Regions from separate parts of the Homo sapiens genome. Here region 2 is linked to region 1. Evidence: chromatin loops called from intact Hi-C (ENCODE). Cell type or tissue: endothelial cell of umbilical vein. All regions are shown on one strand.

Region 1 (2,500 bases):
TCCTTTCCCATCACTACTTCTCAGTCTTCTTTGTGCCAGGTGTTTGGAATGTGAAGAGGCAGGCTCTGCCCTCCAGGAAGTGAGAGCCCAGTGGGGAGATGCCCTGTGGTGATGGCAGCAAGGGGCCACCAGAGGGTGACCAGTCCCACCTCTTGTGTGCTGGGGGACCTGTGCATGCTGGGGGAACTGGAAACAGCCTGGGAGGTTTTCACAGAGGAGGGGCTAAGCCTTACAGGGGACCCGGGAGCCTCCAGGTGCTTGGGCAGGAGGATACAGGCCAAGGGATGGCCCTGTAGGGTGGCAGCTGGGGTACCCTCAGGGATGCCAGTGGGCTGGCGCACAGAGCTGCAGTGCCACACTGATGAGGCCTGCGGGCAGGGACATGGGGGCCTGGGGAGCCAAGAGACCATGGACAGGACTTTCACACAGCACATGTTTAGGGCCTCTAGATTTAAGAGGTCATGTGGAGGATGCAATAGCAACATGGCTGGAATGGACAACGTGGCTAGAATGGGGCAAAAGGATACTGCTATCCAGCCCTGCAGAGGGACAGATCTGGCCTGGAGGAGGGAGAACTGAGACCTCAGGACCTCTCAGCTGCTGAGAATAAAAAGAAGGGAGCTGCATCATCCTAGCCCTCTGCCTGGGCGACTGGTGGAGAAATTAGCCAGGAGAGAAGTCAGGTGGTGGGCAGGGAGAGAAGAGGCCACCTGCATTCTCGGCCTGTTGAGTGCTGGGGACATGCAGGGCTCAGGAAAAGACTTGGTTTGGAGCTTTGCTGGAAATACAGATGCGAACGCCCACCCCACAGCAGCAGCCAAGGGTGCCCAAGGACCACTGGAGGATATGTAGGATGAGAGTAGAACCATGGTGAGGACCTCGGTAGGGTTACTGTTGTTCTGGGGAAGGAGGGAGAGAGGATGCACCATGATGTGGTCCACAGTGGGAAGACCTGGAGGAGACAGACAGAGAAATCAGGAAATGTGAAAGAAGTGTTTGGTGGCAGCAGATGCTCAAGACAGTCCACCAGGTGGGGACTGCAGGAGGCCGCTGGTGGAGTTGCATGACTCATGGCCGATTCATCAGGGACGATGTGATGAGGACATCGCTCATCCCCCGGGAGGGGCCCGCAGCTGGGTCTGTGATGTGGTGGGTGAGTGAAGTCAGCATCTCTGTAACCCCTTGGTGTGACTTTTAGAAGCTCTGATATACTTTCTTATTAAAACATTTTATCCATTCATTCTTGAAAAAATAGTTCCTGATGTAGATAAAAAGAAGAGAGCTTGTTTTATTAACCATGACTGCAGTTATGCACCAGAGAGGACACTCTGAAGGGCAAAATCTCATATCAGCATCGGCGTGACGTCATTAGGATGCTCTCAACACAAGCTGGAGATTGCCGAATGGAGCTCTTGTATCTACTACCCTGGCTCTGCAGCAGAGGAGAATGAATGTAGGGAGGAAAAGCAAAATGATTCACAGGGAAAATGTTACAAAGAATGTCTCTGTGAAAGGAAAATAAATCCTGGGGCCCCCACATCACTAAGCTAAAGGGAAAAGTCAAGCTGGGAGCTGCTGAGGGCAAATCTGCCTCCCATTCTATTCAAAGTCACCCCTCTGCTCACTGAGATAAATGCAGATCTGATTGCCTCCTTTGGAGAGGCTAGTCAGAAACTCAGAAGAATGCGACCATTTGTCTCTCATCTACCTATGACCCGGAAGCCCCTTCCCCGCTGAAGACTGGAAAGTCTTCCCACCTTTGCTTCGAGTTGTCCAACCTTTCCGGACTGAACCAATGTTCATCATACATATGTTGATTGATGTCTTATGTCTCCCTAGAATGTACAAAACCAAACGGTCCCCTGACCACCTTGGGCACATGCTGTCAGGACCTCCTGAGGCTGTCACAGGTGCATGCCCTCAACCTTGGCATAAACTTTTTAAATTAACTGAGACCTGTCTGAGATTTTGGGGGTTCACATCTCCATTGCCCACCTCTCCCCCGTTACAGCCTCCAATAGCTACAGCCAGTGTGAGCACCAAAGAGTTTCAGGGAGTTGATGAAAGCAAACCTGGAATCTATTCACTCAGCACAAAGACCCCAAAGGAAGAAAGGACACAGTGGAGTCAGAAAGATTTCTCTCAAAGTAAAAGCAAAGGCCTAGGCAGAAGACACAGGGCTCACGAATGCAGGCAGGCTCTGCAGGAAGCCAGGGGTGGGGGAGGCAGGAGTGACTGCACACAGTGGGAGGGGTGGGGACACTGCCCCTTCTAGGATGATTAAACAACAAGCCTCTCTCTCTCTGAGCTGCCTGCTGGCATCAAACAAAGTTAAACTCAACAAGGAAAACTTCTCTGTCACACATCACACAGCCAACGGGGCTGCCATTGAGGACCCGTGGGCTCTGCCACGCCCTAGACTCAGAATGCTTCCACAAGGAGAAATCCTCATGAGATGCATGTGGCCAGGCTTCCTACACTGTGCCCTTTATCTCAGCAG
Region 2 (2,500 bases), 83 kb after region 1:
TCTGGGAAAAAAGGTAGGAGGATTGGAATAAAGATAGAGGAGACATTTAACACATAAAGAAAACGTAAGCCATTTTGGAAACAATCGTTCTGGAATGCAATGATCATGGAGCTGATAACATGCAAGATTGCAGCTCTAATAGACACTGTAGGCAAGCCAAAATTTTCATGAATTTTTCATGGATTTAACTAGTAGCCTCAAAATGACCATTTCATATTATTAAACATCAAGAGACAAGAAATATCCAATGGGTGACGGCATCATCGAGAAGAGAATAGAAACAGATTTCCGGAGTCCACGGGCTGGTGAGATGCTCTAGAGAGCAGGACTCTGCTCTCTGGTGTGCCAGCCCCAGCCGGGCACCGTGCTATTGTTGGTTTTCATCACCCAGTTCCTGTCAGAACCACTGCAGTCATGCCACAGACAGAGCTTTTGTGCAAATGGTATTTTCTTCCCTATTAAAATGTTCTACTCTGTTCCCATCTAAATGGGTCCAGGAGCAGTCCCAGAGACACCTGCAAATTGCACAGAGGCATGGTTTGATTTCACATGCTCCTGATGACCATAATTGTTGCTATTATTTTCCTTACTATTTCACCTCTCAGGCAGAAAGTAAACAAAACACTTCTCAGGAGAGAGCGGGGAGAAAGGAAGAGAAGACATTGTGGGGCCAAATTGGAGCACAGGACGGCATTTGTTGAACCGTTCTGATTTCCTTTGATGCTTTCCCTCCCTGCTGTTCAGGATAATGCCTTGTTCTCCTCCCTAACTTGGTGTGGAAGGAATCCCTCCAAAAGGCAATGGGGGCAGACAGACCACGCTTTTATTTTCTTATAGGCATTTATGTTCTTACAGGAATGGTTTAGAGAGGCTTATGGATGAATTAAATGGTTTGCAAAATTAAGACTGGATTCTCTACCAAGTAGATAGGCAGGGACAATAAAGGAATAAAAAGCCACATTTGGAGCTAATGGCATTGCAAAACCAATTCTGGATGGAGAAGTTGGAATCAGATGACCCTCTGAACTTGAAGACATTTGGTGAAACAGCCTGGAGTCTGCCCATCATGCACTGAGTCACGGGTGGTTGGTGTGGGTAGACGCTCTAAACATTTTGGCTCTAAGCGCCTCTGTTTATACAACATTCTTTCCCGTTGCGTCAGGAATAGGAAGCCTGTTTTCTCTGAGATAATGGAGTCAGGAAGAGAAATCATGTCCCAACTCTGGTAGATTTTGTGGCAGTCCAGGAAACAACAAGGCTTTTCTTTGTATAAGCACACAGCACCGCTCTTTCCTACCTCCCTTCTTTCCTGCCTCCATCCTTGTATTCCACAGCTGATCAGGACTCAGCTCATCCCCATCAGACACGGCTCACTCTCAAGTGGTCCTCCAGGTGGGGTTGAAACAGTGGGGTGTCCGATGCCCAGGCAGGGCCCAGCCCGGCCTGTCTCAGGGGTTACTGCTGCTTGTCCAGGTCTGTAACTATTGTCCCAGGTTCGGTGATCAAAATCTCTCCAGATAAATTTCATCCTAAGAAATAATTAAAGAATCCAGAGCAGGAGTCACCTGGTGCGTGCCATATGTAAACAACCACTCTTGAGGATGTTTGAAGAAGCACTGGATTGGTATCAAGGACTGAAAGCAGGTAGAGGTTTTTAGAAAGGTAAATTCTGCTAACTACAGACAGGGAGATTGGAAATTAGCTTGACAACGTCTTAGGGAGGAAGCAGTGATCAACAATAATCAGGAGAGTCATATGAAATATGTGCTGATTTCCTTCTCTCCTCTGATGAGGTTACCAGATGGGTAGGTGTGGGGAAAATGGTAAACAGTGTCTCTGGTTTTCAGGAAGAATTTAACAAGGTTTTCTCATTATATACACCGAATAAAATGAAGAAATGATGACTGGCAGATTAATAGCTGCCTCAACCAAAGGGAAGTAATTAAGCAATCCATGTCAACCAAGAAGGCAGTTCTGAGGGCACCCTCCTGGCTAGCTCCATTCAGCCTTCTCATTAGCGCCAGGGGAAGCACGAAGCTTCATGACACGGGGAAGACAGCAGGTCACTTGCAGGATGATGGGATATGTATCTCTAAAAATACCAACCAACAGACGCATGAATTTAAGAACAAAATAAGAGACATAAATGCAACATCTTACTCTTATTAAACAAAAAACAAATAAGCTGTAGGGGGAGGGGCCAGATTAGCAGGAGTGTTAGCCCAATATGCGCTCAGTAATGTGAGGATCGTGTTAAGTGCTGGGAGAAACGACACAGGCTTCTGTGTGCATCTTCCCAAGGCAGGTCTCCTTCCCACTCCATCTCCATCCTCCATGCGTCACTCTCAAGGCCTAGAGCAGAAGCCACCATCTCCCTGAGCCCTGCCTGATCACCTCCCTAGAGTAGCTCCTTCCGTCATGATCCAAGGGACACCCAGCCTCCCCTCCTCCGTATATGGGTGAGGGTGGTAAGTTTGTTTGTTTGTTTGTTTGTTTGTTT

Evidence for each region. Hi-C counts contacts between places; a loop is a spot of excess contacts. Peaks named below come from ENCODE experiments on the same cell type or tissue, not always from the same donor. Only the 100,000 strongest peaks of a DNase experiment are listed, where the experiment ranks them.
Region 2: a loop joins it to region 1, with 4 times the contacts of the local background. A loop is called at or near these places in 1 of 110 quality-filtered maps.

What each region holds. Positions count from the first base shown.
Region 1 is chr6:166,514,211-166,516,710 of GRCh38, forward strand. The region is part of intron 3 of RPS6KA2 (ribosomal protein S6 kinase A2); the gene reads right to left. Among named protein-coding and RNA genes, the nearest start is that of MIR1913, 6.0 kb to the left of the region's middle. In endothelial cell of umbilical vein, CTCF peaks have their summits at 126 (motif pointing right) and 1,020; a DNase peak (open chromatin) is centred at 1,101.
Region 2 is chr6:166,597,525-166,600,024 of GRCh38, forward strand. The region is part of intron 1 of RPS6KA2 (ribosomal protein S6 kinase A2); the gene reads right to left. Among named protein-coding and RNA genes, the nearest start is that of RAMACL, 12 kb to the left of the region's middle. In endothelial cell of umbilical vein, no CTCF peak of the experiment used is centred here; DNase peaks (open chromatin) are centred at 1,167 and 1,877; H3K27ac peaks cover 2,500 bases.